4 separate regions of the Homo sapiens genome follow, and all the other regions are linked to region 1. Evidence: read pairs that join two places in POLR2A ChIA-PET (ENCODE). Cell type or tissue: MCF 10A. All regions are shown on one strand. Links, peaks and the distances in the headings refer to the core of each region. The heading gives the core; the rest is flanking DNA. Region 1 holds the start of HSPA5 (heat shock protein family A (Hsp70) member 5). Region 2 overlaps GAPVD1 (GTPase activating protein and VPS9 domains 1). Region 3 overlaps ARPC5L (actin related protein 2/3 complex subunit 5 like). Region 4 overlaps PPP6C (protein phosphatase 6 catalytic subunit).

What was found. ChIA-PET counts read pairs that join two places held together with the same protein. Peaks named below come from ENCODE experiments on the same cell type or tissue, not always from the same donor. Only the 100,000 strongest peaks of a DNase experiment are listed, where the experiment ranks them.
Region 2: POLR2A ChIA-PET joins it to region 1 with 27 read pairs; 17 of 35 experiments call an interaction of 5 or more read pairs at or near these places.
Region 3: POLR2A ChIA-PET joins it to region 1 with 11 read pairs; 20 of 35 experiments call an interaction of 5 or more read pairs at or near these places.
Region 4: POLR2A ChIA-PET joins it to region 1 with 11 read pairs; 17 of 35 experiments call an interaction of 5 or more read pairs at or near these places.

Annotation. Positions count from the first base shown.
Region 1 is chr9:125,239,898-125,247,831 of GRCh38, forward strand. It overlaps HSPA5 (heat shock protein family A (Hsp70) member 5), which reads right to left and starts at 1,446. Exons shown (of 8, transcript NM_005347.5): 1 at 1,108-1,446; 2 at 779-1,010; 3 at 275-412. The coding sequence starts at 1,229. HSPA5-DT (HSPA5 divergent transcript) reads left to right here and starts at 1,759. Exons shown (of 3, transcript NR_186826.1): 1 at 1,759-2,166. RefSeq lists enhancers at 855-934, 1,076-1,580, 1,473-1,767, 1,581-2,085, 1,735-2,044 and 1 more. In MCF 10A, for the core only: no CTCF peak of the experiment used is centred there; DNase peaks (open chromatin) are centred at 1,614 and 3,564.
Region 2 is chr9:125,339,055-125,346,988 of GRCh38, forward strand. GAPVD1 (GTPase activating protein and VPS9 domains 1) reads left to right here. Exons shown (of 28, transcript NM_001282680.3): 18 at 2,123-2,210; 19 at 3,165-3,245; 20 at 7,765-7,887. Among named protein-coding and RNA genes, the nearest start is that of GAPVD1, 81 kb to the left of the region's middle. In MCF 10A, for the core only: no CTCF peak of the experiment used is centred there; no DNase peak of the experiment used is centred there.
Region 3 is chr9:124,869,611-124,877,544 of GRCh38, forward strand. It overlaps ARPC5L (actin related protein 2/3 complex subunit 5 like), which reads left to right. Exons shown (of 6, transcript NM_030978.3): 4 at 4,082-4,154; 5 at 5,365-5,541; 6 at 7,268-7,934. The coding sequence ends at 7,330. Among named protein-coding and RNA genes, the nearest start is that of ARPC5L, 11 kb to the left of the region's middle. RefSeq lists a silencer at 66-115 and enhancers at 336-775, 1,236-1,285, 2,924-3,424, 3,122-3,351. In MCF 10A, for the core only: no CTCF peak of the experiment used is centred there; DNase peaks (open chromatin) are centred at 2,941 and 4,261.
Region 4 is chr9:125,157,480-125,165,413 of GRCh38, forward strand. PPP6C (protein phosphatase 6 catalytic subunit) reads right to left here. Exons shown (of 7, transcript NM_002721.5): 3 at 3,362-3,427; 4 at 762-903. Among named protein-coding and RNA genes, the nearest start is that of SCAI, 18 kb to the left of the region's middle. In MCF 10A, for the core only: no CTCF peak of the experiment used is centred there; a DNase peak (open chromatin) is centred at 3,972.

The sequences.
Region 1 (7,934 bases), core at 1-4,000:
AATTACAGTCAAACCATCACTTTAGTTTTTAAGCCAACTTATTGATGAATACAACATATAAAATTTTATGTCCCTGGAATTGTAAGCATTAAATAATACATGAAAAGTCTATTTTGTTTGGCTTATAGTAAGGGACTCAATAATTAAACCTGACAAGCATGAATACCATTCTGATTAAAATTTTTGAAACCCTTCACGAAGGCTTCTATACATAACAGCCAACCGAGAATACTAATGATCAAAAAATACTTAACATTGTTCTAGAAATATTTACCTTCTTTCCCAAATAAGCCTCAGCGGTTTCTTTCATTTTAGTGAGAACCATGGCAGAAATTTCTTCAGGAGCAAATGTCTTTGTTTGCCCACCTCCAATATCAACTTGAATGTATGGTTTAGTTTTCTTTTCAACCACCTATTTTAAAGAATTATTGTTTTCAGACACAGATACAATGACATCTCAAAGTTTAAAAGACCCACTACCATCCCCACAATTTGGTTTATTTTGGTCCCTTGGGGCTGCAAATTGACTAGAAATACTTCAGGGAGTATAGGTGTCTTACAAAGTTCAGTTTTAATCGGTCTTTTATTCCTAAACTATCGTAGACAGTACGACAGCAACTGTCTTAAGTTTTGTAACATACTAATAGTATTAAAGTTATTACATACATCATGTCTATAACCTTCAACTGTTGTCTCAACACTTTTCCAGAGACTTATAACTCTAAATACTCCCACCACCCACCCGTTCTCTAACTGGATGAGAAAAACCCGGTCGAACCTTGAACGGCAAGAACTTGATGTCCTGCTGCACAGACGGGTCATTCCACGTGCGGCCGATGAGCCGCTTGGCGTCAAAGACCGTGTTCTCGGGGTTGGAGGTGAGCTGGTTCTTGGCGGCATCGCCAATCAGACGTTCCCCTTCAGGAGTGAAGGCGACATAGGACGGCGTGATGCGGTTGCCCTGATCGTTGGCGATGATCTCCACGCGGCCGTTCTTGAACACGCCGACGCTGGCAGAAAAACCCGACAGAGGGACATCAGCACCGCACTTCTCACGCCAGGCCAGGCGGCCACGCCCCGTCCCCCTGCATCCGCAACCCCACTTACCAGGAGTAGGTGGTCCCCAGGTCGATGCCGACCACCGTGCCCACGTCCTCCTTCTTGTCCTCCTCCTCGGCCCGCGCCGCGCTGAGCAGCAGCAGCATCGCGGCCACCAGGGAGAGCTTCATCTTGCCAGCCAGTTGGGCAGCAGCAGGCAGTCCAGCCACAGGCCGTAGCACAGGAGCACAGCGCAATTTCCGACTTGCAGGCGGCAGGGGCCCGGGGTCACAAGGCGCCACGAACCAGGCGAAGGGCAGGTCTAGAAATACAGGCCGCGGCGCTTCCCTCTCACACTCGCGAAACACCCCAATAGGTCAATCTGTCTGTGCTGTCTTGGCCGGCGTCGACCTCACCGTCGCCTACTCGGCTTATATACCCTCCCCCAGCCCCGTCGTGGAGGCCGCCGATTGGTGAAGGCCCTGCTCGTTGGAGGCCGTTCATTGGCCCAGGCCACCAAGCTGGCCGCCGCCGATTCGAAGCGGCCCCCTCCGCAATAAACGTCACTGCTCCGCCCCCCCCAGCTGATTCATTGGCTGCTATTCGTTTCTAACGTTCACCAATGGTAGATAACATCCGCCCCATCCGCTGGTCCCATTGGTTCAGCAGCTGTCTATCTCTCCTGCGACTTCTGACCCCGAGGCATTTCCGCTGGTAACCGCACAAGTCCCGCCTTCACTCCCGGCCCTAGGGGGTCGGAGTAGGTCCAGCAGGAGTGACCCCCCGGGGCTGTGGGATCTGAAACTTTTTCTTCTCTACTGCTTGTTCTCCCTTCCTCCATCCCTCACCCCGAAGCGGGAAGCAGCTTTCTCTTCCCAGCTTCCATCCAGTCTCTGAGTAGACCAGTCGCAGCTTAGATGCTGGGATCGCCTCAGAACACATTTCTTTGCCCTTCACGGCCACTACCGGTATTGGGGTATGCGAGTCTCAGGGCCGTTCGTTGCTCACAGGTCGAGCTGGTCTGGACTCTGTTCGACCACGAATCATGACTCCTTCCTGCCAGTTATGTCCCCTCCGCACCCTTGCCCAGCCATTTTACCAGGCCTCTCCACATTGCGCTGCCCCACGGTAAGTCGCAGGACAAGCCCGGCCAAAGGAATTGCCTCCAGCTCTGAGTCCCCTCCCTACTGTGGCAACCCACTCCAGTGCCAGCCCTCCCACACTGGATGTCTAATTTTTCTAGCTTGCCACCCTTTACTTTCCCCTCCGCTGCCCATCCTTTCCCTCTGGGGCAAAGGTTATCATTTACGGGGCTTTCTCCATCCTTTATTGTTGATACTTTTCTACCTTCATTCCAGGAAAAGGTCTGATGTACACGCAGACAACACATTTGATAGGCGAAAATCGTCTTGATAATGCCTTATTCTTATATAACATCCTGTTGCAAAAAATAATAGAGACCACTATTTGCTGAAAGCCTACCGTGGATTAAGCATTGTTCAGTGTGCTTTTCATGTGTCATTTAGTCTTGACAGTTCAATACTCGGTAGGCATTTCCCGTTTTCCAGATGAGGACATTGAAACTGAAAAAGATTAAATAACTAAACAAGTCACAGAGCTGGTGAGTGATGGAGTTAGGATTGATAACCAGGTGGAGTTCACTCTATTGCCAATACTTTTTTTTTTTTCAAGACGGAGTATCACTCTGTCACGCCCAGGCTGGAGTTCAGTAGTGCAATCTCAGCTCACTGCAACCTCCGCTTCCGGGGTTCAAGCGATTCTCCTGCCTCAGCCTCCTGAGTAGCTGGGATTACAGGCACGCACCACCATGCCTGGCTAATTTTTTTTTTTTTTTTTTTGTGGAGATGAGGTTTCACCATTTTAGCCAGGCTGGTTTCGAACTCCCAACCTCAAGCGATCTGCCCACCTCGGCCTCCCAAAGTGCTGGGATTACAGGTGTGAGACACTGTGCCTGATCTCTTAACTTTAAAACAAAAAATTCATCTGTGGCCGGGCGTGGTGGCTCACGCCTGTAATCCCAACACTTTGGGAGGCCGAGGTGGGCGGATCACGGGGTCAGGAGATCAAGACCATCCGGGGTAACACGATGAAACCCCATCTCTATAAAAATCCAAAAATTAGCTGGGCGTGGTGGTGCATGCCTGTAGTCCCAGCTACTCGGGAGGCTGAGGCAGGAGAATCGCTTGAACCCGGGAGGTGGAGGTTGCAGTGAGCCGAGATCACGTCACTACACTCCAGCCTGGGCAGCAGAGCTAGACTCCATCTCAAAAAAAAAAAAAAAATTCATTTGTTTGAGGAATGTTTTTGGAGGACCTACTATGGAAAGGGCAAAGCTCTGATATGAAATATTTGAGATTCATGGGTATACTGTGTCCAGATACCACTAAAACATCCTAAACACACTTTATTAAGATGTTGAGCCTGTGACTCAGTACTCAAGAATTTTCTTTTTCCTTAGTGCTTCTCAAAGGTTAGACTGGTGACTCAAGAGTTGACTCTGTTCACTACAGAGGTTGCATCATGCATCTCTTTCAGCAGGGCTTGTAATCCTGCGGCAACATTGACCCTTCTTTGGCTTGCATCAGTCCAGCATTAAGATAGAAATCATCATTTGACCACATTACAGCTTCTTTCATTTCAATCAAATGTTTTTATAGTGCAGTCCATTTCCATTAAAAAAAAAAACTCTCCATTTCAGCCTTATCCTTGATTAACAGAGTAACGTTTTGTAACTCTCCTTTTTGTAAAATTTAGAAAAGCGATACATGGCTAACTTCCAAAGGGAATTGAATATATTGTGGTTTCATCTTTTTAAAACCAGACATTTTACATACATTTTCTAGTATATTCCAAAGCACAGTCACTTACGAATAGGAAAGTACATGGTCAAAACTAGCTTGCTGAACATTAAATGCCAAAAATAATATCCAGGTCAAGTTATCAATACTTAACTGTTAGACACTGTGCTAAAGACGTACGTGCATTATCTCTTTTTATCTTTAAGAAAGCAGTTTTTTGTAATCCCAGTATTTTGGGAGGCCGAGGTGGGCGGATCACGAGGTCAAGAGATCGAGACCATCCCGGCCAACATGGTGCCCAGTCTCTACTAAAAATACAAAAATCAGTTGGGTGTAGTGGCGCGCGCCTATAGTCCCAGCTACTGCTACTCAGAGGATGAGGCAGGAAAATCGCTTGAACCTGGGAGGCGGAGGTTCAGTGAGCTGAGATCGCACCACTGCACTCCAGCCTGGCCACAGAACGAGACTCTGTCTCAAAACAAAAACAAAAACAAAAACAAAAAGAAACAAACAAAAAAGCATTTTTTTCTTACCCCTATTTTAGAGTGAAGGAATCTGAAGCCCCAAGAGGTAAAGAAACTTGCCCAGGAGATTGCACACCTAAGATAATGAGCCAGTATTTGAGCCTTGGCAGTTTGATTTTTAACCTCTATAGGTTGTCATCTTGAGCTTCAGATTTATAAGACTTAATTTTGGGTTTCGGCATGGTGGCTCAGATGTGTAATCCCAGCACTTTGGGAGGCCAAGGTGGGTGAATCACTTGAGGTCAGGAGTTCGAGACCAGCCTGGCCAACAGGGCAAAACTCCATCTCTAATAAAAATACAAAATTTGCTGGGCATGGTAGCACACGCCTGTAATCCCAGCTACTCGAGAGGCTGAGGCATGAGAACCACTCGAACCTGGGAGGCGAAAGTCACAGTGAGCCAAGATCGCACCACTGCACTCCAGCCTGGGCAACAGGGTGAGACTGTCTAAAAAGAAAAAAAAAAAACCTTACATTTTGTTTTAGGATATAGAGTAGTCACATATTTTGGGTTTTAAATTTAAAGTTTATAATTTTCATAGATATGGGGTCTAGCTACATTAACCAGGTTGGTCTCAAACTCCTGGCCTCAAGCAATCCTCCCACTTCAGCCTTCCAAAGTGTGGGAATTACAGGAATGAGCCACCACATCCAGCTCCAGTTACACATTTTGTAAATATTTTGATAACAGATGATATGCAAATATAAATTTTTATCCAGAAATTTAAACCAGCCCATTTCACTTGTGCTCCTATGGGTAAGAAAATTGCTTTCCAGGCTGGGCCTGGTGGCTCACACCTGTAATCCCAGCACTATGGGAGGCCGAGGCAGGCGGATAACCTGAGGTCGGGAGTTCGAGACCAGCCTGGTCAAAATGGAAAACCCCGTCTCTACTAAAAATACAAAATTAGCCCAGCGTGGTGGCTCATGCCTGTAATCCCAGCTACTCGAGAGGCTGAGGCAGGAGAATCACTTGAACCCGGGAGGCGGAGGTTGAGGTGAGCTGAGATCATGCCATTGCACTGCAGCCTGGGCAACAAGAGCGAAACTCTCTCTCAAAAAAAAAAAAAATTGCTTTCCATTTCCTACCTGATCTCAGAAAGCTAATTAAGCAGAGGTAAGACTTATTAGGATTGGATGTCATTTAGCTCTTAAATCTTCTTTTGTGGCCATGCGCGGTGGCTCACGCCTGTAATCCCAGCACTTTGGGAGGCCCAGGCGGGTGGATCACGAGATCAGGAGATCGAGACCATCCTGGCTAACACGGTGAAACCCCGTCTCTACTAAAAATACAAAAAATTAGCCGGGCACGGTGGCGGGCGCATGTAGTCCCAGCTACTCAGGAGGCTGAGGCAGGAGAATGGTGTGAACCCAGGAGGTGGAGCTTGCAGTGAGCTGAGATTGCGCCACTGCACTCTAGCCTGGGCGACAGAGCGAAACTCTGCCTCAAAAATAAAAAGTAAAAAATAAATCTTCCTTTGTGAAAGAGGACTAATAATAAATGACAAGCATCCAGCAGGAAGAAAAAGGAAAGGACCTATGTAATTTACAAGTTTAATATTAACATTTAGATCCTGATAATTGAGAATTTTCCACATGTTTTGTTAGAGAGAACATTCAACTAGGTGATAAGGCACATAACTTTGACAAAAACCAATTTCTCAGAGCCACAGTTTTTTTTTTTTTTTTTTTTTTTTTTTTTGAGACAGAGTCTTGCTCTGTTGCCCAGGCTGGAGTGCAGTGGCATGATCTTGGCTTACTGCAGCCTCTGCCTCCCCGGTTCCAGCGATTATCCTGTCTCAGCCTCCTGGTAGCTGGGATTACAGGGGTACACCATCATGCCCAGCTAATTTTTGTATTTTTAGTAGAGATGGGGTTTTGCCATGTTGGCCAGGATGGTCTTGAACTCCTGACCTCAGGTGATCTGCCCGCCTCGGCCTCCCAAAGTGCTGGGATTATAGGCGTGAGCCACCACGCCCAGCCAAGCTCAGATTCTTAATCTATTGAATGTCAGGAATTTCTGTCCTGCCTGTCTTACTGGACTGCTTCAAGGATCAAATGAGATATTGTATGTGAAAGTAGTGTGAAGGTTGTAGAACAGTGGTAATGCCATTGCTAATCATAGAAATATAACGTGAGAAGAAATTTTAGAAGTAAGGCCAAGTGCAGCGGCTCATGCCCATAGTCCCACCACTTTGGGAGGGCGAGGTGGAAGGAAACTTGAGGCCAGGTGTTTGAGACCAGCCTCGGCAAAACAGAGAGATCGCCTCCTTCTGTGAAAATATTTAAAAATTAGCCAGTCATTGTGGTGCGTGCCTGTAGTTCCAGATACTCAGAAAGCTGAGGTGGGAGGATCACTTGAGCCCAGGAGTTTGAAGCAGCAATGAGCAATGATTGTGCCACTGCACTCCAGCCTGGACAACAAAGGAAAACACCTCTCAAAAAATAAAAAATAAATGGTACATCTAATTAATCCTATATTGGTCACATAGATGTCTTTTTTTTTCTTTCGAGACAGAGTCTTGCTCTGTTGCCCAGGCTGGAGGGCAGTGGTGCAATCTCGGCTCATTGCAACCTCCGCCTCCTGGGTTCAAACAATTCTCCTGTCTCAGCCTCCCGAGTAGCTGGGATTACAGGCACACAGCACCACACCCAGCTAATTTTTGGATTTTTAGTAGAGACAGGGGTTTCACCATGTTGGCCAGGCTGGTCTCAAACTCCTGACCTCGTGATCTGCCCGCCTTGGCCTCCCAAAGTGCTGGGATTACAGTTGTGAGCCATCTGCATCCAGCCCACATAGATGTCTTTATTAAGGTGCTAAGAATAATTTATTCACCCTTCATCAAACAACTCTCGAATAAAACAAAAGTGTCACCTTAACACCTGAGCCAGAAGCAATAGTAGGTATAAATCATGTATTTTATTTTTTTTGGTACTTCTGAAAGTACAATGTGCTATGCAATTAATTTCCTTCCTTGTCTTCAGTTTCTAAAAGTAAATTTATAATAGAGAACTTTCCCTTCTCCACACATACATAGAAATAGTGCATTTTCTATCACATTTTGTGCGTGTGTGCCGAAGGCATTTAGGAGGGCACACTGTGTTAGATAACGTAAAAGAGAGGCAAGACCATAGGATTTGGAAGCGCTAAAACTATTTGAGTTCCAGTTGTGTTACTTACTGGCTGTGTAACTTATGGCAAGTCAATCTCTCTGAGGCTCTGTTTATGAGTGTGTAAAATGGATATAATTCTGCCACTTAACAAGGCTGGTTTTTGTTTGTTTGAGACAGTGTCTCACTTTGTCACCCAGGCTGGAGTGCAATGGTGCCATTATGGCTCACTGCAGCCACAACCTCCCAGGCTCAAGCCATCCTCTGGCCTCAGCCCCCCGAGTAGCTGGGACTACAAGCACACACCACCACAGCCTACTAATTTTTGTATATTTTGTAGAGACAGGGTTTCACCATGTTGTCCAGGCTGGTCTTGAACTCCTGGGCTCAAGTGATCTGCTTGACTTGGCCTCCCAAAGTGCTGGGATTATGTGAGCCACTG
Region 2 (7,934 bases), core at 2,241-6,240, 100 kb after region 1:
CATTGCAGCCTTAACCTCCCAGGCTCAGGCAATCCTCCCGCTTTGGCCTCCCAAGTAGTTGGGAGTATAGGCATGCACCACATGCCTGGCTAATTTTTTCGTTTGTTTGTTTTTGTAGAGATGGGGACTCACTGTGTTGCCCAGGTGCTTATCTTGAACTCTTGGGCTCAAACAGTCCTCCCACCCCAGCCTCCCAAGTGTTGGGATTACAGGCGTGAGCCACCCACAGTGCCTGGCCCAGTTTTCTGTCTTGGTTAGGGTTTGTCACTATTACTTATTTTGAAGCCCAGTTGTCCCTAATTGGGCCAATGAGAGCCCCTTCAGGCTGGCTCCTGAGTTCTTTTGATGCACTGCTACTATTCTTTGAGCATATCTTTACTTTCTGGCAAAAGATGTTATAGGCGGATACTGTACTTTGTCCTAGTTAGCTCTTTCTCGAAGTACCCTTATTTCTTTTAATGAAAAATGCTTTTTTGGAAATTGAGATCTGGATACAGTGTTTATTTGCTGTAGGAGTGTTGCTGCTCCCAGGACTACTCAGTGAATAGAGCTAGGGAGTGTGTGTGTTACACACACATTTACCTGTATATTTCATTTATCTACCTTTCTCCATAAATAAGACCATGAACTTACACTGACACATTCAATTCTAGTCCAAACACAACAGAGTTTGTTTCGTCTTTCTTCCTTTCCAAATTTGTAACTCATTTCTCCAACAGTGAGAAATCTACTTTCACTATTCTTCATGGGCATATTTATTCCATCAGTTCTCCTGTATGTATTCAATTTCTCATCCCCACTGTTAAGTTAACTCTTCCCTGGCACAGATGCCCTCATCTCTCTGCTAGGGTTCTGATAATTCTTTATCCCAGGTATGTAGATGAAAATGGAAATTAAGTGATTTGTCCATGGTCACATGATAGGCTATTAAAGGAATTACAGTCCCTGTCCTTTGGCCTGTTTTTTGTTTGTTTGTTTGTTTTTGAGATGGAGTCTCACTCTGTCGCCCAGGCTGGAGTGCAGTGGTGCGATCTCGGGTCACCGCAACCTCCACCTCCCGGGTTCAAGTGATTCTCCTGCCTCAGCCTCCCAAGTTGCTGGGATTATAGGCGAGCACCACCACGCCCGGCCAATTTTTGTATTTTTAGTAGAGATGAGGTTTCACCTTGTTGGCCGGGCTGTTCTTGAGCTCCTGACTTCAGGTGATCCACCCACCTCGGCCTTCCAAAGTGCTGGGATTACAGGCGTGAGCCACTGCATCCAGCTTCTTTGTCATGTGTTAATGATAACTTAATATAATTGGTGATCAAAACATGAACTTTAAAGTTGCTTAGGTCTAGGTTTGAGTCCTCAGCTGTGCCACATATAGGCTGTGTAACTTTGAGGAAGAGGGGGAGGTAACCTTTCTTTAGTCTCATATTTTTTATCGATAAAAAAGGCCGAATATAGGACCTATCTCTGAGGTTACTGTAAAGATTAAATGAGATTATACATATCCTTACTATGCTCAGCATTTGGCACATAGTACACATTTGGTTTTATTATTATTAATACTACTGCTACCATCTCTACTGCCCTTCTGGAGTTTATTTGTACTGCATTTACTTTTTTCATAAGTATTTATTGAGTGCCTAGTCTATACCAGGCTCTGTATTAAGGCTTCAGTTTATTAACAGTAATGAGATAGTGCCTGCCCTCAAGCAGATGACAGTGGTGCTGAAAAGGTAAACTACCGTGCTCCAAAAGTCACCTACGTGGCAATAAGAGTTGTGCCTTAAGGCAAACAAGACTGACTTTCTTATTTCACAAACTTACTTAAATCCTTTTTAGCCTGAGCAACATAGTAAGACCCTGTCCCTACAAAATAAAAATAAAAAATTAGCTGGGCATGGTGGTGTGTACACCTGTGGTCCTAGCTACTTGGGAGGCTGATACGGGGAGGATCGCTTGAGCCAGGGAAGTCGAGGCTGCAGTGAGCTGTGATTGTGCTACTGCACTCCAGCCTGGGCAACAGAATGAGATCCTATCTCAAAACAAAACAAAAACAAACAAAAAGAAATCCTTTTCTTAGTAATTTATCCTGCTATCCAACTCCAAATAAAGCCTCCAACTTTTTCTACAGACTGAAGAACGCAAAGATAGCGATGATGAGAAATCAGACAGGAACAGACCTTGGTGGAGAAAACGTTTTGTTTCAGCCATGCCTAAAGGTAATTTTATAAAATATTAGAACGCTGTATTAGCAATAAGAAGCAAAGCCCCAGAATCTCTTTCAGAGAGCCAATGTCTCAACTCCTCTGTAAGACTTGCTGGGCTTAAGTTTCTAGCTACTTTGAGGGTGTAGAAAGTGGTTCCACTCAGATGAATGCTAAGGCAGAGCTTTAGAAATGTTCTTGTTCTTTGCAGGAAGTGATAGTGGTTTCATAAATGGAAGTCATGCCTGTCACTATTGTTTAAATATCATATACCATTGAAGTTAAACATATAGAGGACTTCTGACATATATATTGCTATTAATTATTGCAGGAAAATGGGACGTTATTGGTAATTAAACATTGAAAACTCATCCTTTACATTCCTGGAATAAGTTGAAGCTTTTTATGTCTATGTTCATTGAGAATGTTTATACTGTAAATATCAGTGAGTGTTTATTTTGGAAGGTAGCTGTATAAAATTGTTTACTTTTTTGGTGAACAGCCTGGCATCATTTGAGTTGGCAAAAGCATCTCTTCCTGAAAGAAGAGAGCATCCAGGAGTAAAGCTAGAAACTTATTCCAAAGGCCTCTTCTCAGCACGGTGGCACTCAGGAACTCTGGGGAGAGCTGCTTTCACGCCATACTCAAGCGCTTGATGAGGAGGAGAGAATGAAGCTAGGAGTTTTGAATGTGTTTTTGAGCAGAGGTTAAGAGTCAGTGGTTTTGATTTTAGTCCCAATGGATTCCTGTTAAATTATTCTTCCTATGACAGATGACTCCGAAGCAGGTTCTGAAAGTTCCTTTAAAAACCTTCATTACTATTTTAAGGACAATTATCAGTCAACACTTGGAATTTCTTAGCTTTTAAACTTTTCAGCCTCCTTTCACTTAGAAATGTTGGCACACCAGTTAACTTCCGAGTAGTGCAGTATGTTATATGTCACACTACTGACTTTATTTAATTTCCAGCTCCTATACCATTTAGAAAGAAAGAAAAACAAGAAAAAGACAAAGATGATCTGGGGCCTGACAGATTCTCAACACTCACAGGTTTGTAGACCCATGGACTTCCTGGCTCCTTCATTCCCAGAGCACATATTTCATAACACTTTTTCTTGGGTGCCATAAGCGTTGCCTTTCTAGAAGAGTGTGTCTGTGTGTACAGTGGGGAGTATGTTCTTCATAGCTCTGTGGTTTCCAGTTGGTGGCCACAGTAAACCTGTGTGCTCTTCCTGCAGACTGCCACCACCATCATCATCCTCATTATCATAACTCCGTTTATGATGAGGCCCCTGATCCTGAGCCTCTAGGCATACCCTACAACTCAACATCTAGTGGGATGATGACACACAGTGCCTTTTAGGAAAGTGTGGTGACAGTTTTGGTGCTGTGCATGCTGTATCTTTGGATCATTGATTGAATAGTTTTCTCTAACATTGATCGTAGAATTCTACATTTATTTTCATCTACAGTTTGTTCTTGATTATTCAGGATCACAGTGAAATTCTGTTTTACCTAATCGTTTCCTTTTTTGTGATAAAGTGTTTGTTCAAACAGTATCATAAATGCCAACCATTATAATGAAAGTTTTAAAAACTTTACTAATTTTTTACAGCTTGAACCATTTTAACATTGCCATCTGACCCAAGGAAAATACAGCTGGGGGTTGGGTTTTTACCTGATTAAGCGTTTGTATTTCTGCAGCTGCTTTTTGGCACATTATGAATGAGCACCCTAAAAGGACAGTTTGAGAGTAGTGTTAATGACCCAGTCTTGGGTTTGATAGCTGTGTATTGTTTCCAGTGGCTATTATAGAGCATCTTGAGCAAGTTTGTTCAACCCACGGACCGCAGACCACAGGCAGCCCAAGACAGCAGGACAGCTTCGAATGCAGCCCAACACAAGTTCATAAACTTAAAACAGTATGAGATTTATGCAGGAACCCTTTTTTTTTTTTTTTAAGCTCATCAGCTATCATTAGTGTTAGTGTATTTTATGTGTGGCCCAAGACAATTCTTCTTCTTCCAGTGTGGCCCAGGGAAGCTAAAAGATTGAACACCCCTGGTCTAGAGGAAAGTTCATTTCTCACCTCTTTTTTTTGATTTTGAATTGTTTTCCTACTAAGTTAAAGTGAAAATTTTTTTCATTAAACAATTTTATTTAAAAATGGGATAGATAATAGGATAAGAACATCCTCATCAAAGAGTTCAGCATTACAGGTAGAATCCCATTTTAATGCCTATTATTCTAATGGTTGGTTCCATATATTTATATGTATTTCCATATCCTAGCATATAAGTCCTTGCTTTATTTGAAATGGTGATTTCCCCAGAATAAAGGGTTTTGAACAGCAGGAGATGTGCTTACAGGCCACAGTTCCCTGCTGAGAGCAGCTAAGCCTGTCCTATTCAATCAGTAAATACTTGTTGACCATGTGACTCATGCCAGGCACTGTGCTAAGTGTTGTGGGTATTAAGTCAAATCACACATGACTCTTCAGGACCTTCCAGTCTGATTGGGAAGAGCTGGAAAGACATTGTCCTTTTGGCAAAGTATTTCTGTATCCTTACGACATGTTCCTAATGTTAGAAGAACACTAGCGTTTACAAAGTGAATTACTCTTAATGACATCTCATGTTTTTAAAATGTTGAATCAACAATTCTGAAGAAGTTATAAATTATTATTATGGTTTGTTTGTTTGAAGGAGTTATATTTTACTTATCCTCTTTAGGCAATATATTTTTCTTGGTTCTTGATACTGGAACTAGAAGCTAAGTAGAGTAGAATAAGTCTTTTTCATAAAGTAATTTATTTTCTTTGGCTGTGATTCAAGCAGATTAGCTTCCTTACTGGTCCAGAAATTTCTACCCAGTCCTTATTAATGACTCATTGAAAGTTTTCATTAAACCAATTTAAAAATGTTATAGGAGGAAATTTCCTAGCAGTCTGTTCATAATTCTGTGACCCTAACTACTGTTCTTTTCCTGTTATCTCCTAATCTTTTTCCATATTTGTACGTGGCTTTTTCTTGACTGAATTAGATTATGCATGTGACTTTGTATTCTTCTTTTACCAAGTTATTTTATAAAACCTCCCCCAATTTTTAGACATAGTTGGGTTTTATATCATTTTTATTAGCTATAAAATAATCTGTCATGGTTTTACTGCAGTGTAAACGTTCTCTTACTAATGGCTATTTAAATTGTTCCCAATTTTTTATTATGAAAATATTACAGATTTATATAAATTGCATTTTTTGTTTAATTATTCTCTGGGGGTAAAATTTTTAAGAACAGTGTTAATAGAAATAAAGATTATAAGCAACATTGTGGCTCTCACTGTGTTTGGCCATAATGTATTGTATTGTCCCTTTTTCAGACCTCTCAACAGCACTGAAAAGTAATAACCAACTGAGTGAGGTGGAGCATGCCTATTATCCCAGCTCTTTTTGGGAGGCCAAAGTGAGAGGATTGCTGGAGGCCAAGAGTTTGGGGTTACATTAAGCTATGTGCCACTGCACTCCAGCCTGGGTGACAGAGCAAGACCTTGTTTCTATTAAAAAAAAAAAAAAAGGCAGTAGCCACAACGTACTTCCCCTTCAAAACAAGATTCTGTAATGATAAATGCTTTATCAGTTTACATTTGGAGACAGATCAGATTTTATTAAGAATCTCTTATGAATTCAAATACTGTTATAGCAAAAATACTAAATTACTTTGGGAATCCTGTCTATATACAATTGTCCTTCAGCATACTCAGGGAATTGGTTCCAGGACTCTTGCCCCCCCACTTCATACCCTAATCCGTGCATACTGGAGTCCTGCAGTTGGCCCTGTGGAAACTGTGTATGTGAAAAGTTGGCCTTCCCTATATGCTTGTTTCACAGCTCTGTGTGAAATGTAGTGTTTTCTTTTTCTTTTCTCTCTCTCTTTTTTTTTTTTTTCTTTTGAGACAGTATCTTGCCCTGCTGCCCAGGATGGAGTGCAGTGGCGCGATCTCAGCTCACTGCAATCTCTATCTCCTGGGTTCAAGTGATTCTTCTGCCTCAGCCTCCCGAGTAGCTGGGATTATAGGCATGCGCCACCATGTCCAGCTAATTTTTGTATTTTTAGTAGAGTTGGGGTTTCGCCATGTTGGCCAGGCTGGTCTCGAACTCCTGACCGTGGGTGATCTGCCCGCATCGGCCTCCAAAGTGCTAGGATTACAGGCGTGAGCCACCGTGCCCAGCCTAATACAGTATCTTCAATCTGCATTTGATTGCAAAAAACTGTGTATAAATGGACCTGTGCAGTTCAAACCCATGTTGTTCAAGGGTCAACTGCAGTTTACTACAATTTCACGGAGACATGAATACCATGTGTTTGTTTCATGAGAACAAAAGAAGAGCCGATGAGCATGCTACTTAAGCTGTCTATGTCTTGATTTCGTCTTCTGTAAAATGAGGATGATAACAACGTTTCTCTGTAAGGTTGTTTGATCAGTAGTTGAGATAATCTCTGTAAGGTACTTAGCACAGTTCCTGGCATGTGGTAAGTGCTCAATAAATGTTAGCTGCTATTAGCTGCTGGAAACACAACACACACACACAAAATACGTATATGTATATATACACATAAGTGTGTGTGTGTGTGTGTATATATATATATAAAATCTAGTGATTTCGATGTGTTTGTATAATTTTTAGAAAATGGGATTCTACCAGAATGTGAACATTTATGGTCACCTGCCTGGCCTAGGACTAACCCAGGAGTTTGTGTTTCACTATGGAACTTTGTCCTGTAGATCTATAGCAATCCCTTGCTTTAACAACCCAGTTGACTACTATTTTAGATTCCAGGATAATATTTTTGATGTGCTGATTTTGACAGAGTAATGGTCCTGTCAGTAAACAGTGCTGCATTTGTGATTGTGGTACGTTTTTTCTCTATGCATCTCAGGTACAATTCCAGCACTCCCCAAGAATGTCTAGATTCTCTAGGAGTGCCTCTGACATCATTGCATGCACAAAAGTGCTCTATTCCAGCAGCAGCACTGTCATGGTGAGATCTAGTGAGATAGAATATGAATATTGTTAGTTTTCAAATGCGTGGAGAGAGATTCATAAAGGAAGAATGGAAAAAGACATTTGTTATTATTTAAAGGGGTTTAAGTCTAAATTTGAATAGTTTTTTTTCCTCCTTCAGCATAGAGATGTCTGAATAAATGAAGTCTGCATGTAAAAATGCACTGTTGGAAGTTCTGTTAGCATGAATTGCTGATAACAGTGATTTGAGTGCAAACACTTTAGAAATCCGTCATCCATTCAGTCTGCCCTGAACTTTGACACTGTCATTCTGGTGATGATGAGAAGGTGGAGCTACTCTTCCCAATTTCCTGCTTTGGCAAGGCTCTCAGACCTAGAAATGGGATGAGTAGGCAGCTGCATGGTGCCTCTTAACATTGAGATATGTGCTCTTTTTAAGTCTTACCTCCTAATCTGCCTTTGGGATTATGCTACTGGTGTCATACTAACATCAGAGGTGGTACAAACCCAAGGGGCTAATTCTCTCACTCTCCTTTCCCTTGCAGATGATCCCAGCCCTAGACTCAGTGCACAAGCTCAGGTGGCTGAGGATATTCTGGACAAATACAGGAATGCCATTAAACGGACCAGCCCCAGTGATGGAGCAATGGCAAACTATGAAAGTACAGGTGATAATCATGACAGAGATTTGAGTAGTAAACTTTTATATCATAGT
Region 3 (7,934 bases), core at 2,016-6,015, 370 kb before region 1:
TCCCAGTCTCCCTGGGTCCCTCGTCCCCAGCCCTGGCGCCTTCTTCTGCAGCGCCGTCCCGCAGGCCCCTGGACCCGGTGGACGGGCTCCCTCGGCACCCCCGCAGGTCCCGCGCCCTCTTCCCTCCTTGCCTCCTCGTCCCCTCACGCTGTCCCTTCCTTGGGGCCCCAGCACTCCGTCCCTCCCTTGCAGGAAATCGGGCCTATGGCGGGGCTGGGTCGGCGGCAGGGCGGAGGTGAGCCGCATCTGAGTAACCGAGTGATCGGGGAGGCTGGGGCGCGGTCCTCCGGGGCCCGATTGCTGCATGGCGTGAAGATAGGTGGGTGGACGGCTGTGGGGAAGACAGAACCCAGGAGGGAGTGGAGGCGGCCGCCGTATTTCAGCCCTGGGGTCTGAGATTGTGTCTCTCTTCCCCCAGTCAGTCTAACCCTCCCGCTTAATGCTGAGAAAGGGGGACCCTGTGGTTCCCCTGGACACCTTGGTGGTCTCAGCCACGCTCAACAAGTGAGTCTTGGCTCCCCCCAGTACCCTTCTGGTGCAGGAAGCAGCGGAGAAAACTAGTAGTTCAGAGCTAAGAAAAACCAGACACCTTGAAGCGAAGTGTGAAAGTGGAGCCCCACGCCTGGAAATGACTGTTCTTGTGGCCACAGAAAACAGCATTTAGAAAAGATTAAAAATAGAGGTGATTGTCACAGCCTTGCTTGGTCCTTTAGCAGTATGAGCGCAGGAAACTGACTTATTCTCACCGGAAGGATTTTTCTTTATTCAAATGGTGTTCCAGGAAGCCTGTCCCCTCCCCCCGCACGGGTGGGGGCAGGGTTGGAGGCCCATGCTGTACATAAATCAGGTTCTCGGTGTTGAACCAGTTGACTCAGCTTGGAAAGTGGGGCCTGCTGCTTTAGGGGGAGCCCGGCAGTGCTCCTGAGTGTGCCTTTAAACCGAAAACCTTCAGACTTGATTTGAACAGGAATGTGTTTTCCGAAGTGGAGATTCAAGCTTGTAATTCCTGCCCCATCAGGATCTCCCAATCCACCCTCCTTATGAAATGGGGTCAAGGGAAGGGTCCCCAGGAGGGAAGGTTGGTTGTAGTCTGGTGTAGGGCCTAGTTCATGGACAGTCAGTGCTGAAAGGGGCTCCAGGGTCAGGCCTTTGGCCCAGGACTCTCATTGAACAGATGAGATCAAGCCTGTCAGCTGCTGCCTTGGTCTGGGTGCAGAACCTTGTTGAAGGTCATGTCTTGGGACTCCCCTGCCTGGTGACAGGTTCCTTGAGGCTGCTTAGAGGCCTGGGCTTAGCACATCCAGGGGATGGTCGTTTCTCCATTCATGGCAGCGTCAGAAGCGTCAGAAACCTTGTTACCATGGAGAGTGCTCCACTTGGGGTTGGGGAAAGGGAGGTTAACGGATAAAGGTAACTGAAACCCTGGCAAATACGGGGCCCAGGTGGAGGAGAATGGAACTGATATTTATTGAGTCTCTATCATGTACCAAGAATCGGACTTATATTAGACCATTGAGGACAGGGGAGCAGGGAGAGGGATAGATGGATTGGGGTTGGGGAGGGCAGAGAGGGGCCCTGTCCTGGGGCTGTATAGGGAAGTGTGTGTGGCAGGAGATGACACAGATGGAGTAGAAGGAACCCGGCTGTGCATCTGCGCACACCCTGCACTACCATGCTCTGGCTCTGTGACCTCGGATAGGTCGCATACCCTTTCACAACTCAGCATCTTCTGTTACGTGGCGGACAGCCATGCTGGCTTCCTAGATTCCGTGGGAGCCTCATGGGCTAACATCAGCATCACTGGGCACACAGCAAGTGTCCTGGACATGCAGCTCGGGTCTGCAGATAGAGCGGCAGCATGGGATTGTGGGAGGAGCTTGGGTGTGAGGGCCGTGTAGACAGCTTAGTTTTGTGACCTTGCGCAGGTAATTTCTGTTCTCTGAGCCTCAATTCCATTGCCTTTAAAATGAGATAATGATTATTGTCACAAGGATTTTTGGAATGAGATGGCGTGTGAAAGCACCTGGCACAGGATCCGAGACCTTGTGGCGATTTAAAAGTATGAGTTCCTTTCCCCTTCAGTGAAGCAGCTTCTATACTTCTGGATCAGGGCTCTGTCCAGAGCAGTGGTTGTGAGCGATTTTGCACCCTTCCCCTCCACCCCCAGGAAACTGGAGACATTTTGATGGTTACAGCTTGGGGATGCCACTGGAATCCAGTGGGCAGAGGCCTATGACACACAGCTAAGATCCCACGTCAGAGAATCCTGGGTCCACAGTGTCAGTTGTGCCGTGATTGAGGAAGATCTAGAGGAGATCAAGGGCTGGGCAGGATTCCCTCAGCACCACAGCCTGTTCTCTGAAAAGGCCTAAAGCCAGCCAAGTATGACAGCCGGCTTCACAAATGATAGGTGACTTCAGGGAGGTCCTCCCTGCGCCCCACATCTCCCAACTGCTGAAGGCCCTCACCCATCAATGGGCCGAGTGATTGCTGGACGCGTGGTGCTGAGTTAACGCCACAGCAGTAGCTTTTTGCCCCCGTGGACTAGTTTTATACCTGCCCTTCCCCATCCATCATTTGAATGATGTCATTTGTTAGTTGTGCCAGGTTTACATGAAGAGCAAGTGAGCCTATGTTTTCTGTTCAGCCTATGGGATCCTGCTTATTGCTTTGGGGACACCACATTAGAAAAGAGTTACAAGGGCTGGGCGCGGTGGCTCACACCTGTAATCCCAGCACTTTGGGGAGGCCGAGGCGGACAGATCACGAGGTCAGGAGATCGAGACCATCCTGGCTAACACAGTGAAACCCCGCCTCTACTAAAAATACAAAAAAAATTAGCTGGGCGTGCTGGCGGGCGCCTGTCGTCCCAGCTACTCAGGAGGCTGAGGCAGGAGAATGGCATGAACCTGGGAGGCGGAGCTTGCAGTGAGGCAATATTGCGCCACTGCACTCCAGCCTGGGCGACAGAGCGAGACTCCGTCTCAAAAAAAAAAAGGAGTTACAAAGTAGAGGTTATCAGTGGCTGATATCAGGCTGGCCTTGTTTGGATGGGGAAAAGGAACTCCAGAACTGAAAGACAGAGGGACTGGACTGCCTCTTGAGTGTGGAAGGTGGATCAGAGCCAAGCAGGGAGCTGGGGAACCAGCGCTGGGAGTGGCTTGCCTGGTGGCGCAGACCCAGCTCACTCAAGATGGATCTCATACTGGGGAAGCCAGGAGATTCAGCTCTGCTCCGAAGGCCCTTCCTGTCTGCACGTGGGTATCACTGCATGAAGAGGAGTAGAGACCCGATTGGGCAGAAGCCATTCCTTGTTCTATTTTTGAAGCTTTTTGGCTGAAGCCAGTGTTTCATACGAGGAAATGAAAGTTGGCTGATGTAATTCAGTTTAAAATAGGTGTCACCTTTGGGGACCTAACCCAGATTGTAATTTTCTTTTGCATGCTGGGTATTCAGAACTCAGCAAAGAATGTGTTGTCAGGATTGCAACTGAGGTTGGGGGGTAAGGGTGGAGACTGGCTCATTGTTGGCAAAAGCTTCTGTTAGATTGATAAACTCTTTCCAGGTAACAGTTGGGACCTCATTGATCCCGATAGATCTTAGAAGTTCTAGCACATCTTAATTTCCTTAATAGTTTAATTGATGAAGAGCATTGATGAAGAGTTAGGAGGTCTCCCTTTGTACCTACATTTTCCGCTTTTTTAGAATGAGAAGATGAGAACGACCTCCAGTTCACATGTACGGGTGCTGTGAGGATCCAGTAGGGGAGATACAGTGCTCAGCACCAAGCAGGTGCAAGTGAGCACAATCCAATTTTACATCAAGTTACCCCTCCAGGACAGTTGCTTTGACGTGGAAGGTAGAGAGGGAGTTGAAAGGAGGGTTTGCATGGTTGGCAGAGGTGCCCTGCAGCCTCCCTGTGCAGGCTGTAAACCGTCTCTGCCCCCCTGGAAGCCGTGGAAGGTGGGTGGTATGGATGAGATCCCATCTGACTCTGTTCCTGAGCTGTTTCTGAAGTGAGCTTGTTCATGACGGCATGGATGTGCTTGAGCCTAGCTATCCTTAACTGGTGGTGATGCACAGGGGACATGCTTCGGGCATTCCATGCAGCCTTGCGGAACTCTCCCGTCAACACCAAGAATCAAGCTGTGAAGGTAAAGGGGTGGCGCTGCGGCTCTGCTGGGTGCTGTTGGGACCAGGGCTGTGGGTGTCTGCCCAGTGCGAGTGTGAGCTTTCATCCACATCAGAGGGAGTGAGTTGGCACTGGGCGGGGCTTCCAGGGAAGCCTCCTGGCGCTCCCTAGGTGGTGAGGCTTCTCTGACATCAACGCTGTCAGCGTTTATATACGAGAACCTCCCCACAGAAGCCTTCACTCCTGCTCACGGCCTCGTAGGCTGAGAAGTCAGCCTGGCCCTGGCTGATGAGGAAAATGGATGAATTCGCTCACCTGTGGTGCTTATGCTCCCACAGACTGTTAAATAGGCTTTGTCTGCCTGAGGATTTTAAGTACCCGTACGCTTTCCTACCTTCTAAAAACTAAATTGTGCTTACTGCATCACCAAGTCTAAAATTTGGTTCAGAGAAAGGGGTCTCCCTGCAGCTGGGATTCTGGCAGCTGTGACAGCATCTTGATGTCACCAGTGGCTGCACCTTCACAGAGTTCTGGGGAATGGCCCCACCCTTCTGGGTGTGAACACAAGAGGGACGCTGCAGCCGAGTCAACCTGGTTTTATTTTTATTTTTTAATAGTCCACCACCATTGTGGAGTATAATAAGGCCTTATTGGTGTCATCTAAAATAGTGATGGGCTGGGTGCCATGGTTTATGCCTGTAATCCCAGCACTTTGGGAGGCAGGAGGATCGCTTGAGCTCAGGAGTTTGAGACCAGCCTGGGCAACATAGCGAGACTTTGTCTGTATTAAAAAATAAAAAAAATAATTAGCTGGGCATGGTGGCATGTGCCTGTAGCCCTAACTGAGGTGGGAGGATTGCTTGAGCCTGGGAGAGGCTGCAGTGAGCTGAGATTGCACCACTGCACTCTAGCTCAGGCAACAGAGCGAGACCCTGCCCCTCCCTCCCTCTCTCCCTCTTTTCTCTTCTCTCTCTCTCTCTCTCTCAGAGTTGATACTTGTCCTAGTAAACTACTTACTCCCCCAAAATAAGTAGGGTAACTTGTTGGCATAAATAAAAGATACTTTGAAATTTAAATCCACAAAAGACGTTCTAACCCACTTATTTTAACCATCCTGGACGAATTAGAAACTGGGCAGTGTTTCTGGTGATCTGTGTCCTTGCTTTGGTGTGGGGCATGGCATGGCGGTGCCTTCGCAGCTCTGGGACTCACTTGCTCTTTTTCGTCTGCAGGAGCGAGCCCAGGGCGTGGTGCTGAAAGTGCTCACAAACTTCAAGAGCAGTGAGATTGAGCAGGCTGTGCAGTCACTGGACAGAAACGGCGTTGACTTGTTAATGAAGTACATTTATAAAGGCTTTGAGAAGCCCACAGAAAATAGCAGCGCAGTGTTACTCCAGTGGCACGAAAAGGTATGTGAACGCTGCCACGCGCCCCAGTGAGCCACCTGGCTTGCCTTGGGGTTCGATCAGCAGGCCAGATTTTCCAGAACAAACGTAGGACGGTCTGATAGGCGTGTGGGGTCAGAGGACGAGCCCCAACCTGGGACATGTCATCACTTCCCTCTCCCAAGGAAGCTCCTGGTAGGGACCTGCTGTCTGTGGTAATTGCAGTTACTTTTTTGCTTTTTAGCTGCCGATTTATGTCAGGCAAGACAGGGTGCCCTTGGTACAGGACATGTGGGCAGATAACATGGCATAGTAAGGTGGTCAGGGAGTCTAGGTAGGAAGGGGGCCTGCTGGTTGGTTGGGGCTTCATGATACTTGCAGTGGTGGAGGCAGCTGTTGGGGGTTCTTAGAAATAGAGTCCTCCAGCCAGCTCTAAGGGCTTCCTGCCCTGGCCTCAGCCTTAGCAGGCCAGAGTGAGCAGTGGGCAGAAACCTTGACCTCACTTAATATGGCCTTCGTCCAGGTGAAGCAGAAAGAGCTGTGTCTGCCCTTCGCTTGGGTCCGTGTGAGAGCAAGGCCTTTGGCAAGCCTGTGTCGTGCCTGTACCACTGGGGCTGCCTCCCACACCCTCCCCTGCACACCCCTAGTGCCGCAGTAAGCACGCCCACCATTAAAGCAGACCAGGAGTTACTAACCTGCCTGCCTTCCTCAGAGGCTCAGTGTTGAGTTGGAAGAGAGGGGTTTTACAGTGGGCCAGTCCTTAAGGTGGTGTGGGTGCTGGGCTGTGGTTGTGGCCTTAGGTCTGCTGGCGGGTGTGCTGCACCTCCTTGGCCTCCCCTCTCCTGGGCTCAAGGAAGTAAACAAGTCCTCTGTATGATGGGGAGGCCAGGACCTCTCGTCCCTTTAAGGCAGCTTGGTGCCTGCCAGTCACCTCAGCGGGCGGCAGTCAGTGGGCTTGTGTGCATCTGTAAACTCAGCACTTTGGGAGGCTGAGGCAGGAGGATTGCTGGAGCCCAGGAGTTCAAGAACAGCCCAGGCAATGTAGTGAGAACCCATCTCTACAAAAAAATAAACTAGGCTGGGTGCGGTGGGCTCACGCCTGTAATCCCAGCATTTTGGGAGACGGAGGCAGGCGGATGACCTGAGGTCAGGAGCTCAAGACCAGCCTGGGCAACATGGTGAAACCCCGTCTCTACTAAAAATACAAAAATTAGCCGGGGGTGGTGGCGGGCGCCTGTAATCCCAGCTGCTCGGGAGGCTGAGGCAGGAGAAGCGCTTGAACTGGGGAGGCAGGGTTGCAGTGAGCCGAGATCGTGCCATTGCACTCCAGCCTGGGTGACAAGAGCGAAACTCCGTCTCAAAAAAAATAAATTAGCCGGGCCTGGTGGTGCACACCTGTGGTCCCAGCTACTCAGGAGGATGGCTTCAACCCAGGACATCAAGGCTGTGCAGTGAGCTGTGATCTGGGCAACAGAGTGAGACCCCATCTCAAAAGGGAAGCTCGAGGGCTCTGCTTTGTGTGCTGGTGACAGTGTTCTCAAGCCAGTTCTGCCCAAGAGCCAACAGCTCTCGGGACCCCACGGCTCCAGGACAGGGCTCCTTCCCTAGAATGTGCTCTATCTCAGGAATCCTCTTTCGAGGATCTGTGACGGGATCTAGGTCAGGGAATGTCCCCCCTGTCTCTGGCAAGCCAGGCTCCCCTTGGCCAGCCAGGTCTCATCTGACACGTTTTCTTTTCCTGCCCCCACAGGCCTTAGCAGTAGGAGGACTAGGCTCCATTATAAGAGTTCTTACAGCAAGAAAGACTGTTTAAAAAAAATAAAAAGACTCATGTTACCTTGAGAAGAATTCTGGATGCCCAGGCTGGTGAAGAAGGGATTGACAATGGACCATCTTCCTAGGAACTCCCAAGTAAACTATTTCAGGACATGTATCTGCTGAAATGTATTTTATTTTCAAGGTGGAGGGGAAAATCGTCTGTTTCCTAAATCCTGTTTAGGATCTGATAGTCTATGCCTTTGTCTCCGAGTACTGCAGAACTGACATTTTGACGGTCTACCAGCGTGGCGGCTGGTGTTGGTCAGATGCACCTGTGTGCACTGGGGGAGGGATGGTTTGGGCAGGTGCAGATCCAAGGGCTGTGGTAAACGGGAGAGCTTGTGTTTTTGAAGTGGAAAAAAACCCAAGAGTTTGTACAGACATCCTGTCTTCCCAGAGAAGGTGGACACTCTTGGGCTCATTGTAAAGTGCCTGCTGCATCAATAAAGCTCTTGGCTTATTAGTCTATACATTGCGGTGTGTTTCGTGTATGTAAAAAAAAATGGTAATGAATGGGATGGTAATGAATGAGAGTTCAGTTGTTGTTCCGGAAACCCGATGTGGAAGGAGTAGACCTGTGTCCCTGTTGAGCCACCCCT
Region 4 (7,934 bases), core at 1,599-5,598, 81 kb before region 1:
AATAAAGTGAAAAAATCAGGTATGTCCCCATTTTAGTGTGCACGTGTTTGTACATATATAAACACACATAAACACACACACACACATACAAAATGGATGAGAATGGACTCTCAAATTTGTGCAGAACATTCACCTTCAGCAGATTCTAGATTCCCACTCCAAAATATTTTGATTAATAAATCTGTGGTGAGGCCCAGCATTCTCCTTTTTTTTTTGGTTTTTTTTTTTTTGAGACGGAGTCTCCCTATGTCGCCAGGCTGGAGTGCTGTGGCATGATCTCGGCTCACCACAAACTCTGACTCCTTGGTTCAAGCAATTCTCCTGCCTCAGCCTCCCGAGTAACTGGGATTACATGCACACACCACCACGCTCAGCTCATTTTTGTATTTTTAGAAGAGAAGGGGTTTCACCATATTGGTCAGGATGGTCTCGATCTCCTGATCTTGTGATCCGCCTGCCTCAGCCTCCCAAAGTGCTGAGATTACAGGTGTGAGCCACCCCACCCGGCCGGCAATCTACATTTTTAATGAGAACCCAGGTGATTCCAGCTACACTTTGAGGCACAGATCTAGAAAGATGCACACCAAAAAGTTAACAGTGGTCTTCTCTCGAGCATAAGATTTTCAATTGTTTGGGAGGAGTGAAGGAGTGAGGATGTGGGGAAAATAATATACATAAAGCATGTGTATGACTTGTGTAGCTTTGTTTTCCAAAGAGGAAAGTAAAATAATATTCAGAATCAGAGAAATAGGAATTCTTACCATAAAATCCATAGACCTGTGTTATCTGTCTACTCTCATGATTTCCTCGCAAAAGTGTAATACGATCAGGCCATTTAGCCTTTAATGCAAGAAGGTAAGTGAAGGTCTCCAAACTATAGTAACCTCTGTCTACAAAATCACCCTGTGAAGTAAAAGTTTACAGTTACAAACAATACAATAGCCACAATATTCTTTTCAAATTATATCAAACTGTACAAACATATAGTTTATAACTACAATAAAGAGTTACATACTGAATTATTTGGAAATTTGATTTTAACAAAAAAATAAAATACACGTAAACAAATTTTTTCTATTAAATGTTTATACAAACAAGATTTTTGATTCCAGGGAAATCTACAAGAATCTGCTGTGCCATTCTCTCAAAAACTTTCCCTGAAAAAAAAAACCACCATTTTTTTTTCTTTTTTTTCTTTTTTTGAGACAGTATCACTCTGTCACCCAGGCTGGAGTGCAGTGGCACAATCTCGGTTCACTGCAACCTCCGCCTCCCGGGTTCAAGCGATTCTCTTGCCTCAGACTCCTGAGTAGCTGGGATTACAGGTACAAGCCGCCACCACACCCGGCTGATTTTTGTATTTTTTGTAGAGACGGGGGTTTCACCAGGTTGGTCAGGCTGGTCTCAAACTCCTGACCTTGTGATCCACCCACGTTGGCCTCCCAAAGTGCTGGGATTATAGATGTGAGCCACCACACCTGGCAAAACCACCATTTTTTCAATCCTCTATTACCTACATTAGTTGATTTGGTCATCTGCTAACCAGTATTTTTTAAGTTTTTTTTTTTTTTTTTTTTAGATGGAGTTTCACTCTTGTTGCCCAGGCTGGAGTGCAATGGCGTGATCTTGGCTCACTGCAACCTCCCCTTCCTGGATTCAAGTGATTCTCCCACCTCAGCTTCCTGAGTAGCTGGGATTACAGGCATGCACCACCAAGCCCGGCTAATTTTGTATTTTTTTTTTTTTTTTAGTAGAGACGGGGTTTCTCCATGTTGGTCAGGCTGGTCTCAAACTCCTGACCTCAGGTGATCCACCTGCCTCGGCCTCCCAAAGTGCTGGGATTACAGGCGTGAGCCACTGCGCCCGGCCAAGTAATTTAATTTTTAAAAATTCAATTTTTTTTTTTTTTTAGAGATGGGGTCTCACTATGTTGCCCAGGTTGGTCTAGAACTCCTGAGCTTAAACAATCATCCCACCTCAGCCTCCCAAGTAGCTGGGACTACAGGCATGTACCACCATGCCCAGGTAAAATAATTTTTTATTTTAAGAATCATTTTAACTGTATTGGAAGAGTTGCCTACTTGAAGAAAAAAATTTTTTGTAAAAGCAAATACCATAATTATAACAGCGTTCTAGGCTCAGTTTTGCATTTAACAACCATATATGATAATATACTATTTACACTTCCCATTAATGTCTGACTTGGGCCAATATTACACCAATAGGAAAACAGCTGAAAGAATAGGAAAGTGGCCGGCGTGGTGGCTCACCCCTGTAATCCCAGCACTTTGGGAGGCCAAGGCAGGGGCCGAGGTGGGCGGATCACGAGTTCAAGAGATCCAGACCATCCTGGCCAACATAGTGAAATCCTGTCTCTACTAAAAATACAAAAATTAGCTGGGCGTGGTGGCGCACGCCTGTAATACCAGCTACTCGGGAGGCTGAGGCAAGAGAATCACTTGAACCCAAGAGGCAGAGGTTGCAGTAAGCCAATCGCACCACTGCACTCCAGCCTGGCAACAGAGAGAGACTCCGTCTCAAAAAAAAAAAATAAGAAAGTGACCCAGAAACTTTCAGAAGGAAAGAAAATGAGAGAAGGATCCAGAAAAAGTTCAACAGTAACATTACATTCCAAAAGAAAAGCAAACATCTATAGCAAATGTGTATGTGTGTATATTAATCCATCCATAGATTAACGAGAGATAAAAATGAATGCTCGAAAAGTCTGAATAAATAATAGTCAATTGAAGATTTTTGCCTTAAACCAGGGGTTCTGGGTTATTTTTTATGCCCAACCATTACTGACAGCTACAACCCAACCCTATCTACAGTGGCTTACTAAGGCAATTAATTAGAGGACATAGTTAAATGTAGAAAAGTATACAATCACCTTGATATGGTTTGGCTGTGTCCCCACCCAAATCTCATCTTGAATTCCCACATGTTGTGGGAGGGACTCGATGGAAAGTAATTGAATCATGGGGGCAAGTCTTTCCTGTGCTGTTCTCATGACAATAAGTCTCATGAGATCTGATGGTTTTAAAAACAAGAGATCCCTGCACAGTCTCTCTCTCTTTGCCTGCCGCCATCCACATAAGATGTGACTTGGTCCTCCTTGCCTTCTGCATGATTGTGAGGCCTCTCCAGCCATGTGAAACTGTTAAGTCCATTAAACCTCTTTTGTAAATTGCCCAGTCTCAGGTATGTCTTTATCAGCGGCGTGAAAACGGACTAATACACATCTTTTAATATACTGAAATAGGGACTGTCACATGGTAAAGAATTATTATGCAATTTACATTTAATAAGTCAGATCCTTTCCATTTTAAACAAGCACTTGATATCACTGGTGTTTACATACCATAAATATGTAGTTTGTGTCAGGAACCTGACCTCCAGTTCTGAACAGTTCACAAAGGTCATAAAACTATAAAAGAAATGCAATACATGCTGATTACAAATTCCTGTTAAGAAGCAAAGCAACAAAACTGAGAGTGAAATGTGTAAAGAAGCAGCTAAGAGGACTCCAAATATTTACATTTTTAAGAAATAAAGTGTAAGCCAAACTGCCAAGCACACAGTTCTCAAGACTAAAAAAAGCACTAAATAAAGCTCAGTTACCATAAAGTCACTCCTAGATTATTATCATAGGATTCCCTTTCTCATTTTCTTTCATACATCTCCCCATCTATCTCTTGAGAATTCTGACATCCTTTATCAATTGTCTAATTTCTCAGTAAGCTAATCTAACAGCCCACCCAAATTCTGTATCTATTTTAATGAGACAAAAGATTACAGAAACAAGTGGATACCTCTTTTTCTTCCAAACTGAACTTACATGACACTCCAGTGTTATACAGAGATCTTCCCACATTCTACAGTTAGAGTTATATACCCTCAGGCTCCACAGCCATGGAGTGTCTCCTCAATGATCAGTTAAAAAAAAATTATATATTTCATCATATTTTTTGTTTTTTGTTTTAAGACAGGGTTTGGCTCTGTTACCCAGGCCGGAATGCAGTGGTGCAATCATAACTCACTGCAGCCACAAATTCCTGGGCTCAAGTAACCCTCCTACCTTGCCCTCCTCAGTAGCTAGGACCACAGTTACACACCACCATGCCCAGCAAATTTTTATAGAGACAGGGTCTCGCTTTTTTGCCCAAGCTGGTCTCAAACTACTGGCTTCAGGCAATCCTCCCACCTCAGTCTCCCAAAGTGCTGGGATTACAAGTGTGATCCATGACACCCAAGGATATTTCATCATATTTCTATTTACTGAAATTTGGTAACTGGCAAATTGTGCATTTGTCAAATTTCAGTCCACTAGATTATTACCCTAGCCCTAATTTCCAAAGAAAGCATTACAGTTTTTCTGGAAGAAAAACGATTTTGGATTAAGGGAATTGACTACAATACATTGGACCAATTACAACTAACAACTTCTAACACATTCATCTTTTACACTTGAAATAAAATTATCATTTAAACTTTTAACACTTAATAGGAATGTTAGTCAAAGTGAAGAAAACTGAAAGTGAGATGTTAACTACTGAAAGAAATAAAGTAACACCTTTTATAACAATGTTCCATAAGTCTAAAAAGTCAGACAAAAAAAAAAAAACAACTTTAGGAAGCTTAATATAAAATGTATCTGAAAATTAGCTAACAGGCCAAGCTGCTCACACCTGTAATCCTGGAACTTTGGGAGCTCACGCCTGTAATCCCAGCACTTTGGGAGTCCCAGGCAGGCAGATCACTTGAGGTCAGGAGTTCAAGACCAGCTTAGCCAATGTGGTGAAACCCCATCTCTACTAAAAATACAAAAATTATCCAGGGGTGGTGGCCTGCACCTGTAATCCCAGCTACCTGGGAGGCTGAGGCACAAGAATTGCTTGAGCCCAGGAGGTAGAGGTTGCAGTGAGCCAAGATCATGCCACTGCACTCCAGCCTGGGCAACAGAGCAAGATTCTGTCTCAAAAAAAAAAAAAAAAAAAAAAAAAAGTGTTATGGTCCGGGCACAGTGGCTCACACTTGTAATCCCAGCATTGTGGGAGGCTGAGGCAGGTGGATCATGAGGTCAGGAGATCAAGACCAGACTGGCCAACATGGTGAAACCCTGTCTCTACTAAAAATACAAAAATTAGCTGGGCATCATGGTGGGCACCTGTAATCAATCCCTGCTACTCGGGAGGCTGAGGCAGGAGAATCACCTGAACCTGAGAGGTGGAGGATGCAGTAAGCCAAGATCACGCCACTGCACTCTAGCCTGGGTGACAGAGCAAGACTCCGTCTCAAAAAAAAAAAAAAAAAGTGGGCCAAGCACAGAGGCTCACGCCTGTAATCCCAGCACTTTGGGAGGCCGAGGCGGGTGGATCACCTGAGGTCAGGAGTTCGAGACCAGCCTGGCCAACATGGCGAAACCCAGTCTCTACTAAAAATACAAAAATTAGCCAGGCGTGGCGGCGGGCACCTGTAGTCCCAGCTACCTCAGGAGGCTGAGGCAGGAGAATCACTTGAACCTGGGAGACGGAGGTTACAGTGAGCCAGGATGGTGCCACTGCATTCCAGCCTGGATGACACAGCAAGACTCTGTCTCAAAAAAAAAAAAGTGTTATGACAACATTTAAAACATCAAAAGAAACAGCCTTCATGACTAACATAAGTGAATATCTTAAATTAAGATCTAGCAACTCAAGGACCTTATGAGGCCATGAATAAAAATTATGACGAAAACCATGTAGCAAAATGCAAAAATCATTAGGGAAAAGAATGGAATACAAAACTATACCTATAACTACACAATTCTATTATGTAAAAAATTGAGTAGTTATATACACAAAGTCAGGAAGTGAACATTAAAAAGTTTTGTAAGTCAGTTTTTTAATAAAAATATGGTAGAAGAGTGAGTATCCTTAAACTTTTCTATTGATGTTTACAGATATGTTTTTTTGTTTTGTTTTGTTTTTTTGAGACAGTCTCACTCTGTTGCCCAGGCTGCAATGCAATGGTGCGATCTCGGCTCACTGCATCCTCCGCCTCCCAGGTTCAAGTGATTCTCCTGCCTCAGCCTCCCGAGTAGCTGGGATTACAGGCGCGTGCCAACAGCCCCAGCTAATTTATGTATTTTTAACAGAGACGGGGTTTCACCATGTTGGTCAGGCTGGTCCTGAACTCCTGACCTTGTGATCCGCCCGCCTCGGCCTCTCAAAGTGCTGGGATTACAGGCGTGAGCCACTACGCCTGGCCAGATATCTGTTCTTAAACAAAAGCTTTTAAAGTTTGTATTTACCAGACACACAGGTAGACGATTAAATATTCTGCGTCAGTGATACATAGGTTCCCATTTCCCGAGAACTTGGGCAATTCTTTTTTTTTTTTTTTTGAGACGGAGTTTCGTTCTTGTTGTCCAGGCTGGAGTGCAATGGCACGATCTCAGCTCACTGCAACCTCCACCTCCTGGGTTCAAGTGATTTTCCTGCCTCAGCCTCCCGAGTAGCTTATCTGCCACCGCACCCCCGCTGATTTTTGTATTTTTATTAAAGACGGGGTTTCACCATGTTGGCCAGGCAGATCCTGAACTCCTGACCTCAGGTGATCCACCCGCTTCGGTTTCCCAAATGCTAGGATTACAGGCATGAGCCACAGCACACGGCCCTATTTTCATCCTACATTACTAGACACCTACCTCATCGTCAAATAATATCTACCATCTACTCTATGTCTCTCCCTCACTCTCTTTTTTTTTTTTTTTTTTTTTTTTTTGAGACGGAGTCTCAGTCTGTTACCCAGCCTGGAGTCCAGTGGTGCAATCTCAGCTCACTGCTGCCTCTGGCTCCTGGGTTCAAGCAATCCTCCTGCCTCAGCCTCCCAAGTAGCTGGGACTACAGGCACGTGCCACTACACCTGCCTAATTTTTGTACTTTTTTGTACAGAAAGGGTTTCGCCACATTGGCCAGGTTGGTCTTAAACCCCTCACCTCAGGTAATCTGCCCGCCTCAGCCTCCCAAAGTGCTAGGATTACAGGCGTGAGCCACTGCACCCAGCTACTCTGTTTTTCATATTTCAGATACTCTGCTCCCATTTTAAACCAAAAACAATCTTAAGAAGTAGATTTTTTTCTTTAATTATCATTATTTTTGAGATGGAGGCTCACTATATTGCCCAGGTTGGTCTCAAACTTTTGGGATCAAGCAATCCTCCCACCTCAGCCTCCTGAGTAGCTGGAACTACATATATGTACCACTTTACCCAGCCTGGGAAGTGGATTTTTTTTTGAGACGGAGTCTCGCTCTGTCACCCAGACTGGAGTGCAGTGGCATGATCTCGGCTCACTGCAACCTCCACCTCCCAGGTTCACGTCATTCTCCTGCCTCAGCCTCCCGAGTAGCTGGGACTACAGTCATGTGCCACCATGCCCAGCTAATTTTTGTATTTTTAGTAGAGACGGGGTTTCACCACATTGGCCAGGATGGTCTTGATCTCTTGACCTCGTGATCCGCCCGCCTCGGCCTCCCACAGTGCTGGGATTACAGGCGTGAGCCACCGCGCCCGGCTGGGAAGTGGAATTTTTTTTTTTATCAGAGGCAAGGAAACATCCAGTCTGCCCAGTAGTTCTCAAACTTTTTGGTTTCAGGATTCATTTGTGATCTTAAAAACCAGAGGTCCTGAAAATCTTTTATGTAAGTTTTACAAATCAATATTTACCATATTAGAGATTAAAACTCAGAAGTTTTAAATATTTAAATGAATTTTTAAAAATTAATAACATAGGCCAGGCACGGTGACTCACACCTGTAATCCCAGCTACTTGGGAGGCTGAGGCAGAAGAATCGCTTGAACCCGGGAGGCAGAGGTTGCAGTGAGCTGAGATCACACCATTGCACTGCAGTCTGGGTGACAAGAGTGAAATTCCATCTCAAAAAAACAAATCA